2 separate regions of the Homo sapiens genome follow, and region 1 is linked to region 2. A link is a contact called in ENCODE Hi-C or POLR2A ChIA-PET data. All regions are on one chromosome and are shown on one strand. The core of a region is the stretch at or near the end of the contact, and the rest is flanking DNA. Distances in the headings are between cores, read along the strand shown. Region 1 overlaps TPP2 (tripeptidyl peptidase 2). Region 2 holds the start of FGF14-IT1 (FGF14 intronic transcript 1).

Region 1 (7,208 bases), core at 2,423-4,922, 260 kb after region 2:
GTGTGTGTGTGTGTGTGTGTGTGTATTTGTCCTAGATATTCTATGGTGCCTCAATTTTGCTCATTTTTTTGGTAGTGTTTCTTATATGTCTCTGAGGGACCCATGAACTAGAAAATCACTGCTTTTGTCATTCTCAAGCAGACACTGAGTTTTGCTAAAAGTGTGGGAGTATTCTGTCGTTCTGGAAAGAATGAGGGCTTTGAAGTCAGACCTGACTTCAGCTCTCTTATACTTTACTCTGTGTGATGTTAGGCAAGTCACTTGATGTCCCTGATCCTGTCTGCTCACCAGCGTACTAGGGACTTTATGTGTTATATGAACGTCTGGATAGTTAGTTCCTTGCACTGTACCTCACATATTATGAACAAGTCTGTGAATGGTAACTTTCACTTTATCCTCTTTCAGTGATTTCCGTTGACTTGGTTAAACTTAACTTTTCCCAAATGTTGTTTTTCTTTTTCAGTATTCTTTGAAACTGGAGAAAGGAGATTATACAATTCGACTACAGATTCGCCATGAGCAAATCAGTGATTTGGAACGCCTTAAAGACCTTCCATTTATTGTTTCTCATAGATTGTCTAATACCTTGAGCTTAGATATTCATGAAAATCATAGTTTTGCACTTCTAGGGAAGAAGAAATCAAGCAATTTGACATTACCACCCAAATATAACCAGCCATTCTTTGTTACTTCCTTACCTGATGATAAGTAAGTGATAACATTGCTTATACTTACTGCCCATCGTATACACTGTAGTCCTTTTAATGTCAGTTTATGACATCTAGGCTAAATTTAGAGGATGTAGTCATTTTTTTTTTGGCTGAAGTATTTCTTCCTTTGATTTTTGAAGTCTTAGCTATGGGAATGAATTCAGTGTGGAATTGTTTTCATGTTTTTCCCCTTACTTGTCTTTGTGAAACTTTCTCTTTTGTTGCTTTTTTTCTCTTTGAATTCTCTTGTTTAGAATACCTAAAGGGGCAGGACCTGGATGCTATCTTGCAGGATCCTTAACATTGTCAAAGACTGAACTAGGAAAGAAAGCTGTAAGTATTAGTTTTTTAAACACTGAAATTACCTATTAAAAAATTTCATTTCTTTAAAGATAAGAATTAATTCCACATTTCAGAATGGATAAAAGAGAAGATATACTCTTGGGGAAAAAAATTTAATCCTTTTTTCCCAGGTTACTAGTGAAAGTCAGTTAATATTTAGTTGTCTTTTAAAATGTATGCTACTTTTGAAATATTTAGGCTTCTTTTTCACAAGCCTACAGTACTCAGGCCCTGAACCTGTCTTACCTCCTACGGCTAATACACTTGAACTTCCTGTGAAACATGTAAATACAAATCAAACTTGGCTTAAATACATGTGATATTTAAGATTAGAACATGTTATAGAAATTTAACCAATAAGATTGGTTGTCCATATAAGATTATGGACATAGGAATAAATCAGATTATCTTGGGGTGCTTTTAAAAAGTAGTCAGAACAATTACCCTAAAACATGTTTCTTCACACTTCTACAGACCTATCTCATTGGAATTTCACATGGTTAAGTAGGAAAATATGAGATGTTTCTTTTGGTATTGCCTTTTAATTTCAAAATGATGCTTTTTTTAGAAATATGTTTCTGGTTGTTGTACTTTAGACATATATGTTACAGTTTTATAAGTACCTACCTGTTTTTGTTTTTTCCTTCTATGTTTTCATTACAAATTTATTATGAGAATGATGTTTATATAGATCTATCACCTTTTGTCATAATAATCATTTTAGCTCAATGCCAGTAAAAGTTGTCATTCTTAACAGTTTTGCATTTCTCTGTACTATTACTTCTTACAGAGCTAAGTAAGCCTGCTACATAAATGCTGTTATCAAAATGAGTAGTTCTCATACATCTTAAGAATTATATTTATTTTTTGCCACTATTGAACCAAAAGCCATTTATTTACTGTCATTGAAGCATAATTGGGGAAACTTGTGCTTAGAAAGTTGCCTACCCTGACATTTCTTGGGTCTCATTTCAGTTTATACTGTTTATACATACGTACTTTAGTATAATTTGAAGTAAATCAATAGTTAATGGTTTGTAATTAATACATGCACTGATTTAAGAAACCCTGGTAGTTTTTTTTGTAGATTTCATTTCACAGGAAGCATAGCTGCTCCAGCTATTGGGCGTCAGCTGTGAATTTTCGTTCAGATGACAGATGACACTTTGAAGAGTCTGCTTACTTGTGAAGAGTATAACAGAAAAGCATTATTAGTAAAAGTGGGCTTTTAGCAATTCAGAAATAGTTACTACTTCCCAGTTACATTGTTTTAGGAGACAATTGTGAAATTAAATTATAAATATGTGGTGTTAACTATGGTAGCTATTTATCAAGGGAGACCTTCCTGGGAGAAAGCAGTAACTTAAAGCTGTTGAGTTCATTATAACTTCCATCACATTGTTTATGTAATCTTTTCTCAGTGGTTTAGCGTTTTCTTGTTTTTTGGTAGTTGGGAAGGTAACTTTCACTTCACTTTGACTTTCACAGTAACTTTGTTGCTTTTTATAAGAATGCATAGGCAATGGGGTTGTTGTGGTACCCTTTAATCAGACTAGACCATCAACTAAATTTACTATTTTAAGAAATGCTTTTATAAGCAATAGATTTTGATCTACTAAATTTTTCAATAAGAAGTTGACATGTACTCTTAGTAATAACATATTTGAGTACTTTTTCTTATGTAAGGAATGAAAGTGGCAATGTTGCTTTCTTTAAAAGCATGCCATCTTAATCACAGACCTGAGCCTTCTAAGTGGTGTAACACAGGTGGAACATAAACTGAAAGACAATTAGACAGAGGTTCTGTCTCCATCCTGTGTAGATTATGCATGTTTTCTTACAGAATGTCGTTCTAACTCCCAGGGGCAGTCTGCAGCAAAACGACAAGGAAAATTTAAAAAGGTACTGATTGTCAGTTCTTAAAAAAGATGTCTTAAAGCCTTATTTGCATATTAAACTTTTTTCTGTCACTATTATAAACCTTTTTTTTAATAAGTCTCCCTTAGTTTCCTTTCTTTGCATTCTAAAGTATAGTGCTCTTAGCTGTACTTAGAAGCATTGTTGACATACTGCTTTTCTAAAGGTTTTTTTTTTTTTCCCCACCATAAATTCCTGGATGACTCATTTTCTCTGTGTATACAAAAATTTTAATGCTATTCATTTCTTGCTACAGATATGATAACAAGTAGCAATATTTGAAATTTTTCATATTTACAATTTTATAGAGAGATGGATGTGATAATTTTTTTTTTTTAGCCATATAAGCTAAAGCACTTATTTTTAAAGTCTAAAAGCACTTTTAAATTGGGTGATTTGATTAATAAAATGTTGCAGCTTTTTAAAGCGAACTTTATTCCCTGCTCTTGTATCCATTCTGGTTCTGAAAGAAGAGAAACAATAAAGATCAATGGATGTAGCAGGAACAGAAATAAGGACTGTTCACTGACAATTAAAGCTTATGCTAAGAACACAGATTTTAAGCCCATCGCTACTAAGTGGTCTGATCAGCCTCTCTGCAGCATATTAAGCAATCTTTGATTTACTGCTGGGGCCAGATTTAACTCAGAAAAGAAAATGTCTGCTATAAATATATTTTAGGGCCAGGCGCAGTGACTCATGCCTGTAATCCCGGCACTTTGGGAGGGCAAGTTGGGCAGATCCCTTGAGCTCAGCGGTTTGAAACCAGCCTGGGCAGCATGGTGAAACCCTGTCTCTACAAAAAAATGCAAAAATTAGCCAGGCGTGGTAGCACACACTTATAGTCCCAGCTACTCTATTGGAGGCTGAGGTGGAAAGATCGCTTGAGCCTGGGAGGTGGAGGCTGCAGTAAGCTGAGATCACACCACTGCACTCCAGTCTGGGTGACAGAGTGAGACCCTGTCTCAAAACAAAACATACATACATATATATATATATATATATATATATATATATATATATATATATATATATATATATAAAAGGGACCACATATTTAATAAGCTTTCTGGTGAAGACGTGCTACGTCATTCAACATTTTCATGATTTCTTTTTAAACAGAAAGAATTACAGTGGGAAAATCAGTAATGTCCTAATGTATACTTGTTAATTAGTAGTGATATGGAACTGGGGAATCACCATTCTATAACAGCTTATCCTTTATTAAAATGTCTTCTGAAATGTCCATATTATTACATAATAGTAAATAATTTGTCCAAACAAAATACAGATACTAGGAATCATCTTTCTGGAGAAAGATCTAAAGATCAGTATTTCTCAACTGGGTGTCTTGACCGTTTGGGGGCCACGTAATGGGATAAAAACAGCATTTTTTTAAAATAGGAAATGTCAGTTCATCAGACTCATAAAATTGTAATTTCATTTTATGTATTAATGTGTATATCTTTGGGACATTGTAAAAATAGTTTGCAAGTTACTGCTTTAGAGAACAAGGAATAGGTATTCTAGGAATCTATTAAAAATAGAAGGCACTTATCACGAAGGCCATAGCCAATTATTTTTCTTCTTATTTTTGTTGACCTTTTGCAAGTTTGGGTAGATTTTGTTTGAATTAGGTTGTATAGTTAGGAAAACACTGAATGAATAGGAAGGCATTTACTTGGTGATTAGTAAAGCTTCATTTGAAGAACTTGGCAGCTAGAGTTATCTCTGCTCGTTCCTTTCTGTCTTCAATGCAAGTACACAATAAAGCTCTTATTTTAGAAATAATTAGTATTACAGTTTTATAGTCACATTACAAAGAAAAAAATACATGTATAATTTCCGGTTGATTAAGATAAATAGCATTTTGTATATAATTCTTAATAGATTTTTTCCTCTGGGTTTCAGTGACTTGATTTGAAACGGTATGTCACCCTTTTTAAAATTCCTTGTAAAATGCAATAATATATTTTCTGTTTGTTTGTATGTTTTTTTAAGAGACAGTCTCACTCTACACTCCAGGCTAGAGTACAGTGGCATGATCGTAGCTCACTGTTGCCTCCAGCTCCTGGGCTCAAGTGATCCTCCCACCTCAGCCTCCCTAGAGTGGCTGGGACTACAGGCGTGTGCCACTATGCCTGGCTAATTTTTACTTTTTATAGAGAGAGGTCTTACTACGTATGTTGCCCAAGGTGGTCTAAAACTCCCGGCCTCGGACGATCCTCCTGGCTCAGCCTCCCAAAATGCTGAAATTACAGACATGAGCCACTGCACCCAGCCTGAATATTGTCACTTTTAACAGATCATAAATAGCATTCAAATATGATATAAATTTTAAAAATAGTTTATGTGAAGCTTTTAAATTTTTGAGTATTCAGTTACTAACAATTTTAAGAACTAAAGAAATTGCCATTTTGAACCACAATTTAACTTATAGTGCGTTGTGTTGCCCAAAGAGTAGTTATTGGTTTGGCAGGTGAGTTTGACTTTCTGAATAACACTGTTCAGTTTGAACACTGTTGAAATACTTCATGAATAGCTGGAATGCCTTTTTTCTAAACTTAACATTAAATATATACTGTAGAGAAATCTTCATAGCATTTCTGCTCTGAAGATTCTTCTTGACTGTCTTTTTAAACCATAATCAAGATTTCTCAAGAATAAAGGTACAAAATTATTTCTATTAAATTGGTACTATGTTAACCCCTTGAGAATTGTCATAAAAATATTAATATTTATTGGCACAAAGAAGAAATTATTGTGATACAGCAAGTGAAAATAGCGCCATTTTTCTTTTGATTAGAAATTAAAACTACCAGGTTTATAATTTTTACTAATAAAAAATTCCCTGTCCTGAAACATCTTGTAGGATTACACTAACATTTATAATTGTTAATTTGATATATTTAACATGTAAAATGCTGATTACAAAACCTTGATTTTTGTTTCACTAAGATAATTCATCATAAACTTTCTTTGTCTCTTTTTTTGCTTTTAATGATAGTCTAAGGTTACTAGGATATCTTTTTTCCCACTTTTGATAGGTCTTTGTTAGAATTAATTGTAAATCCTAAATTAATTTTAATAGATTGTTCATTTTAAATTCAATTCTCTTTTCTCTTCTGTACTAAAACAATAGCAAATACCTCTGAGTCTGAGGAGGAAGTGCCTCACAACACATAGGCTGCCTGCCTAAGAGCAGCATACCTCTCTCCCTGATACGGTGAGGAGGTGTGGGAAGCTCAGGGAGAAAGACTGGAGACCACTCTTCTAGCACACTGGGTGGCAGAGAAGCTCAATTCCATGGAGAATGGAGCTATATTAACAGAAAGTAAATATTGGAGGCCACTTAGCCCCTTTAATTCCTAGATGTGTTGTCTTTGCTGTACAGATGACACTGATGCAGTCTGTTTCCATAAGAACTTGGTGGTAGAAGATCAGCTCAGATTTTGCGCTTACCTTGGCTTTGCTCAGGGCAGTGCCTACCCAGAGAGTGAACCTCAAGAAGGAGAGGAGCAGGACAGGCAGCTGGGTCCTGAAAGAGCTAGCCCAAGCAATAGACCTGTTTCCTTTTCCCAGTCTCATGTTTCACGTGAGGCCTTTGTTTACAGGTTCTGGCCCCCTGACCTCAGAGGGAGAATGACAGCCAGTGGCTACAAATGGATTTATATGGTTATCTGACATCAAAGTGGTTTTCTGTGCTTTAAATGAGTCAGTGTGGAGATAGGATTATTATTTTGTGTTGGAATACTATTAGAACTACAACCATAGTTCCTGTTGTTTACTGTTACATCATTTTATACCCCGAAATTGTGTTGGTGAAAATATTTAAAATGGGAATATTTGTGTCGTATATGCTCCTAAAAATCCTATTTGCGGGAGGTGAGGACTTGCAGTATTATTTTTTTACTCAACCAGAGTAAAGCTTTTTCAGTGAATGTCTTTTTGGGAACATTTGTTTCAGTTTTACAAACTTTGTTAATTAAAATGAATATAGTATTTTAATTTAGCACCATTTTAAATGCAAACCTGAAGATAGAATTTGAGGAACTGACTTAATAAATAACGACTTAATTAAGGACACCCAGTTACTGTGCCAAAAACAAATCTAGCAGGTATAGCATGTGATTTCATTTCCCAAATAATGCTTTACCTTTCACAAGTCAAGACTTATCTGTGAATAAAATAAATACAGTTACTCTCCATTTCTCTGCTGCTGTCTTCAAAGCAAAACTT
Region 2 (7,187 bases), core at 2,870-5,369:
AGTCCCTTTTAGTTTCAGGACAGAATAATTCACAAAAACATTAGGAGAAATACTGATCACTTTCACAAGCATTCTGTTCAACATCCTTTCTAGAGCGGTAGCTGCAATTTAGGGATTTAAGAGTATGTATTCTGGAGTCAGATTACTTGGTTTTGGTTTTATACTCAGATCTTTCAGTTACTAGCTAGGTACTCTCCAGTAACTTCCTTAATCTTTTCATGCTTGGGCTTCATAATTTTTAACAGAAGTATAAAAGATTTTCCTGTGATTTTAAAGATGAAATTAGATAGTATAGGTAGAGTGCCTAGTATATAGAAGCATTCTCTAAAGATTAGTTGTTATCAACTAATAATAACACAGGATTCAAAATAATTCAGAACATTTCTGTTAAAGCAAAAGAGTAATATAATTTTAAAAATCTAGTAAGTGTAATATACATTCGTTAACGGGAAAACTAGGTGAGAGATTTACCATGCCCTAAAAGTCATTTAATTATATAATCAAATAATGCAGTAGATCCACATCACCGTTCTTTTACATGTTAATTTGAAGTACAGAAAGAAAAAACTTAAGCCGAATAAATATCATTTTGGGTAAATGTTTCAAGTTCAGACAGATGTTTCTCATTTACTCTCAGACAACTATTTTATTATTTTGGGTCTATTTTCCTAATGTAATGAATGTAAAAGAGGTAAATCCAATTGAATACTAATCCTGATCTTGCCTGAAGAGTAAGTTGATGACAAAATTTTTGAAAAACATGACTAAAAAATATGTAAAAGGACAAAATCTAGAATCGGATAGTACAAATACAGGGAGAAGGAGACAAAGGGATGAAATATCAGTACTGGAAAAGCACTTTGCTACAACAAAGGGCAAGCGGTCTGACAAAGCTGGGCGGACTTTATGGCTGCATATCAGACCACATACTAACTATAGCATTCATGTCACAGTTAGTATCCCCCATACAGAGTCACATCTGCCACACATGTACCAGAATGGCCTCAGTACTGTGTTGTTTAAAATTATTCCCAACATTTTAAAAGAAAACTAGAAAAGAGATAATAATAAGCAATAATGATGTAAAATTTTTATCCTATATCAAATTTCTTAACTGCATCATTAAAATATCTCTAACATTTGGTACTGATCTCATTAAAAGTATTTCCAATATTTAACAGTCATTATTATTTGTCTGAGATGTGAGGTATTTTATGTTACTTGTCATGTGAGTTGAAAAAATTTTTAAAGGTACAAGAAAAAATAATCAAGTTAATGGAAAACATCACTTCTCAGGAAACAAATCAACTCATTTAGCAATGAAGGAGGAAAGAGCATATTGTGTTACTGCTTTCAATTTGTCCCAACAATAAAATGCTAAGGCCAAATGATGGTTACTACTGAGTGCTTACGTAGAAAACTGACTCAGTTCTCCTAGCAGACAGGGTCCTTTCTTTGCTTAAAAGTTACAACACCTGGTATACAGCAGCAATACAACTAAAGAAGATGAGTTTCAGACTACAAATAAGTGGCTGTTGAAACAAAAAGGACTACAATTATGAGATATGATTTCTCTTTTAGTCTTTAAGCCTTCTTATGTTCATATTTCTTAAAGTACAATATTATACCATGTGCTCCACACAGGAAGTGGAAAGAACAGATATTACAATCCCTCCCAAGCTACACCTTTAAGATGCAGCATTACAGATAAGGTTACCACACACTTCAGTGATCCACTATAATTGTGCAGACAACAAAATGCTACAGGAGGAAAAAAAGGCATTTTAACTACATTCATTCCTATCTAAAAAAGCACGTGTGCAAACTTACATATGTAAATTCAATAAAGTTCATACTTCCTTCTCTTTTCTTGCCAGACCTGAATAGTAAATCTGAAAACTTGGCTTTTAATTGCACTACTTGACTCCTCAAACTGAACAAAGTATTGTGTCCATAAAAACATCTGCTATTGACAAAGAATTGTACATAATCGTTTAAAAAAATCATTTTGGCATATCTTTATTGTAAAGCATTTTTTCCCAGTCCTAAGGATTTTCGGGTTTGAAATCAAGATGAACTTTTTATCCCACAGCAACTCTCCCAGAACTGTCCATTTAAATTTTAATCTAGAAAGAGAAGCTTGTCTAAGTCTCCTACTTGCTGTTAAAAGCTACCTCGGCCCCTCAATATAAACAGTCAGAAGACAGCCAACCATGTCTCAAGAAGATGGAAGTGTTCTGTTGGCAAATGGCCAGAAGACTAGCTCACCAGAACTGTCCAAATCAAAAACCTGTAATCAGAAAATTCCAGACTCCTCCTTCAACTTCCTTCCCAAATTCAAACTGGCCACTAAGATGGATGGACTTCACTTCCTCTCTAGTGCCTGTCACTGCCTTATTCTGGACCGCTCACCACTGCTCACTGCTCTTCCTCCCTGGTCTTTCCACCTTCAACCTTGCCCAACCCAGAGCTGTTTTCCACGCTGTAGTCATAATGGTTGTCTAAAGGGTAGATATGATCATGACACAGAAGAGAGCTCACGATCTGTGCCTCACTACCTTGCAACCCCACTCACTACCTGCCACTCCCTAGAAACACCCTCTATTTCTCAGTTGTACTTGATATTCTCGGTCTGCACCACAATCTTTGACGCCCCCAAAGCTTAAAGTATGCTTCTTTCTCTTCCTTGACAGCCTAACCAGTGCCTTTACCACGTGGCTAACTCTTAGTCATTCTTCATGACTCAGTCTGAGTTTTATTCCCTCCAGAAACCTTTCCATGCCCCTCTTCCTTGGCCCTATAGCACCTTGGTCCACCTACACAGAATTGTTCACCACATCATAATTGATCCTGTCTTTTGTCTTTCCTGCTAATTCCTTGAAGGAAGAACTCTTCTTCACCCCTGTATCTCCAGCATCAACAGTTCAAACACAGCAGCACTTTTTAAGTGTTTACTAAGTTTTGTTTTTTGTTTTTTTGAGATTGTAGTTACTGAAAAAGTGATAAAAAGCACGTGGACCTAAAAGAAATAATTCATAAATTTCAGAGTTGTAATAAACTCTGAAAATAATCTTTTTCAACTTCTTAATTTACAAATGAGGTTTATAAAAAAGATTTAAGAAAGATTTTTCCCAATAGCATGGATATGAGAGAAGGAAAAATAAACTAGTGAAGATACCCTCCCCTACCCCGAAAATCTTAAAACTGTCTAAGGAAAAGGTATCTGGGGAATATAATGGATAAATGGAATGCCATCTATTTCAGCACCAACCACACAATTCTATGAAGCGCATGAGGAGCTCTTCCTAGTGTCACCAGTAAAATACGCGTTTCTTCACCCAAGGCTCAAAGCTTCTACCTGTGTTTGTGCCTACAATTCCAAAACTGGCTCTTGGAACAGTCGCTTCCTCCACTGGGAAGGAGTTGCCACACCTGTAAAAGGAACAGGTTGTTTGTGATCGCTAAGGTCAACCTCTTATCTCTGATGGTCTCTGAATTTAGAGTACAATTTAAATATATAGTTAACATAGTCCGGGAGAGATACAGGGAAGGGGTGAGGGAAGTTTACTTACAATCAGGACTGGGTGTGAACGTTATGGGAACCTAGAATATTAGAGCTGGGGCTGATCTGGGATTACTCTAATCAATATCCTTCTTGTAGTAGCCGAGGGGACTGAAGCCCAGAAAACTTCAGGACCCGCCCAGGGTCTCCCAGTAGCTAGTGTGTAAGCTGAGACCAGAACTTGGCTCGTTCTCTCCCAGTCCTGAGCTTGGGCAGAATCACCAGCAACGCCAGCTCCCTTCCCTTTCCTTCAGATGGGTCTCGGGTCCAGAGCTGGCGCCCGCTAGCGGGAGGCCAGACCGGGAGGGCCAAGGCAGCCACCTGTGGCTTTCCCATCCCTCAGGTCCAGCAGTGCACATGGGGTGCCCCCGCGTCAACGCCGGAGGAGTGACCTTGCAAACCCGCGCCCCGCGGGCGGCAGAGCCGGCCGCTCACTGCCCGGTCCCCGGCCACCACGGAAGAGCGAAGATCTCTGCCAGGGCAGGAGCCCTAGCCCCGACCCGCGCCCCAAGTCTCTCCCGCGCGGCGGCTTCCGGCCGCCATGGTTTCCATAGCAACAACAGCACAAGCTGCCGGGTCCCAGAGACGCCCTAGGGTCAGAGGTCATCTCCGTGGCAACGGAAACTTCCCGCGCTACGGCGGCTCCAACGGGCCGCTTCCGCCGCATTGCGTAGCGAAGCCCCCGGCGAGCCGAGGCTGGGAGCGCGGTGATGGCCGGTCCCCGTGAGCAGAGGGCAGCGGCGGCGGGACCGGGGACTCTGGGCCAATGGGTAAAGCCAGGAGGAAGCCCGTGCCTGGCCCGTTGGGCTCCCTCCTCCTCAGAGCCGAAGCAGTCCACACTCGGAACCCAGCTTCACCCGGATTACCGAGGGGTTCCACGCCTGGAGGCAGAGCTGCAGCGTGGGCCCGCTCGCGGCTTTGCAGAAAACAAATAATGACACACTTCTCTGGAAGCCCGGGGCCTGGGCCCAGAGCCGTGGCTTCTGCCAAACTTTCTGGTCCCGGACACCAACTCCCCGCCTCTCAGCCCGAGGCCACAGCGGCCCAGCACCCTGCACCTTTTAAAGTGGCTCCAAAAAGGAGAAAGCCAAATAGATCAGGGTGGTAGGCGCGAGTGCAGGGAGCTGCGAAGTTGGAAGATTACTGCTTTTCAAACTGCCAAAGAGCAAAATACTAAGCGAGAAACTCCGTCCAAAGCAACTGGAACTCGAGGTTCTTTACTAATGAGAGTTCCAGTTACCATCTTCAGAGAAAGGAGCTCAAAAGAGGGAGTTTATTTTTTGCGGAATGTCTTCCTTGTTAAGAAGAAAATTAAAGATTAAAAAAGAAAATGAAGGGTCTGGCAACTATGAACCTAATGGTGCCCTAACGTTTGCTATTCTAAGGCCGAGAATGCCAGATGGGGAGAACGCCATGAGCTTTTGAGCTTGTGTATTTTGCGAGAGGCTCGAGTGTGAACAGTAGACTACAGGCCTTGAGACTGAGAAGGAAGCTATAAAATGTGGGCCAAGGGAATGTCTGCAGGACCGGGTTTCAGAGCACCCTATCGTGGCGGATAAAGAGCCACTAACAGCTTTTTTCTTTATTTAGTAGCCAAATTCTTGGTTGGCGCTTTGAGAAAGGAGTAAGCATTAAGCGAATTTAACCAAGTAAAATGTATCGTCCTGCCCTTTGTAGTCCCATAGTTCACTATCCTAGAGATACCTATTTTTCACTATTTTATTAAAGTGTATTGAAAACCTACCATGTGTCGTGAACAGAGTTTTTGTCAAGAGACAGTGACAAAGGCAGTGGTGCCCAGCAGTTGTTGGGTGACTTTCTTACATGATGTTACCAGACTAATCAAACAAGAACTTCACTGTTCCCTATAAAACATGTCTGCGACATTCATCCTTTTTGCCTTCAAGTTTAGGAAGTCCCTAAGAATCCCTCCTTTTGTTCCCTTCTCTTCATCATCCTACCTTTTACATTCTGACCAAAGTAAAAAAAATAGTGGCAGCTAGAGAACTACACAGGGAAAACATCAGGACATAGTTGGTCTTGATACAAAAGAGCTATTGCATCTCTAGAGGTATACGGGGAGCTGAGAAGTCTCCCTCAGAAAACTCCATGCCCTTCAGTACCCGGGTTCAACACATAACTAAACCTTGTACCTGGTACACAAGTCCTAAGGAACACCACACAGACTATGGCAGTGAGCAGGCAGATGTGTAAATAGGTGTTTCCCTGTCCCTATTTACAGGAGGTAAATAGTATTACCTCCACAGTCCCTCCTGGAGGTAATACTGAGTTGGGCTCAAAGGTTTTATTAAAAATAGGCACAGTGCAATGACTTGTTTAACACTGAAGAGAAGAGCTCCTGTTAGACTGTTCAAACAGCCCAACTGTTTCCCCTTAAGGCAAAAGACACTATTTTGAATAAATGCTTCCATTTTGAGACATCTACGTGGTATTTATAGAAGGCGTATGAGTCAATTTGAGTGAGGTATGATGCCAAAATGTGCAAAGGAGTGAAAACATTGGTTGTTGTCCTTGTTACCATATGTATAAAAACACTTCACAAAAGTCTCCAATGTTTGTGTTGCTAAAACATGGAAGACTGGGTTCGAACATTTTAAAGGAATGGTTCATTGTAGGAAACGTGAAGTATAGTATAGAATTAGCTTTAGCACTTTCAGAAAGTACTGCATCATTTGAACAAATTTTCTCAGTTATGGATGCTGTCTAAGATGAGAACAAGTTGTACAGCCAAAGTCATCTTCATTGTTAAAACTAAGTTTAGATTATCATGCATTGAATTTTACACTTATTAACTGGGATATACATTTCAAAAAAGAAAAATCTACTCTCCCAACAAGGCAGTACTCCGAAGCCTACCTAAAATGCCATCCTTTGGTTCATGGAGTGGCACTGCTCTACAAAACCCATTTTGTTACCTCAGTAAATAAGCTTCCTGGATGGAGTCTAAGGCCAACTAATACTACATTGAATCCCACTCTACAGCCAAGCATGTTAGAAGAAGCAGCTTACATCTGTTTGCTGTTCCAGACGTGCAGTCTGAATTTGATGTTTTCATTTGAAATATACTCAGTGTTTAGACTTGCAGAGGTTGTGGCCCATTTGTGGCTCACCCAGCTCTACTGGAACCTAGGATGAGTCGGTAGGCTGAGAAGGAGGGGAGTAAAAAGTGCTCACTCTTCTTCCCTCTCTTCCTATTTTCTCACTTCCAAACACCATGACAGCCCTAGATGTAAAGCAAGTAGCTTTTTAAAAAAACGTATATTTAAATGAGTAACAGTGGCATACCAGGTGTTTTGGCACCTAAAACAGCTTAGTGAAAGGCAAAAGCAGAGCTGAAAGGCAGCCAGACAAGTAGGAAATAGAAAGTGATCATGGGTCCTACCAAGCCCTGCATGTTCCACCTCAAAGTTACACGACAGAGCGGGAGACTGAGTTCAGAAAAAGAGAATTGATGGAATGTTCTCAGTGTGCTGTGCAGAACTAGGTCTAGGGCGTCTGCTTCGTACTAACACTGGGCACTGACATTTGTACTCAATAAAATCCTCTTAGATTATGATTTATCTTAAAATCTGTGTTTTCCAAAATCCTACCAAGCCATGGAAGT

The links. Hi-C counts contacts between places; a loop is a spot of excess contacts on that map. ChIA-PET counts read pairs that join two places held with the same protein, here RNA polymerase II (POLR2A). Pooled maps may share reads with other maps.
Region 1: a pooled map shows a loop between it and region 2 (2.6-fold over the local background). The contact joins the enhancer-like site here to the promoter of FGF14-IT1 in region 2. A Hi-C loop is called at or near these places in 2 of 50 pooled maps. POLR2A ChIA-PET finds 5 or more read pairs at or near these places in 2 of 52 experiments (T-cell and activated naive CD4-positive, alpha-beta T cell).

What each region holds. Positions count from the first base shown.
Region 1 is chr13:102,648,444-102,655,651 of GRCh38, forward strand. It overlaps TPP2 (tripeptidyl peptidase 2), which reads left to right. Exons shown (of 30, transcript NM_001330588.2): 22 at 464-708; 23 at 965-1,043; 24 at 2,916-2,954. Among named protein-coding and RNA genes, the nearest start is that of METTL21C, 43 kb to the right of the region's middle. Within about 2 kb of position 3,673, at least 4 of the 41 ENCODE cell types and tissues checked have a DNase peak (open chromatin) inside an H3K27ac peak, as active enhancers do.
Region 2 is chr13:102,390,400-102,397,586 of GRCh38, forward strand. FGF14-IT1 (FGF14 intronic transcript 1) reads right to left here and starts at 4,120. Exons shown (of 4, transcript NR_036486.1): 1 at 3,955-4,120; 2 at 3,359-3,432. FGF14-AS2 (FGF14 antisense RNA 2) reads left to right here and starts at 4,179. Exons shown (of 1, transcript NR_036487.1): 1 at 4,179-5,306. It also overlaps a transcript of FGF14 not described here. RefSeq lists an enhancer at 4,026-4,255.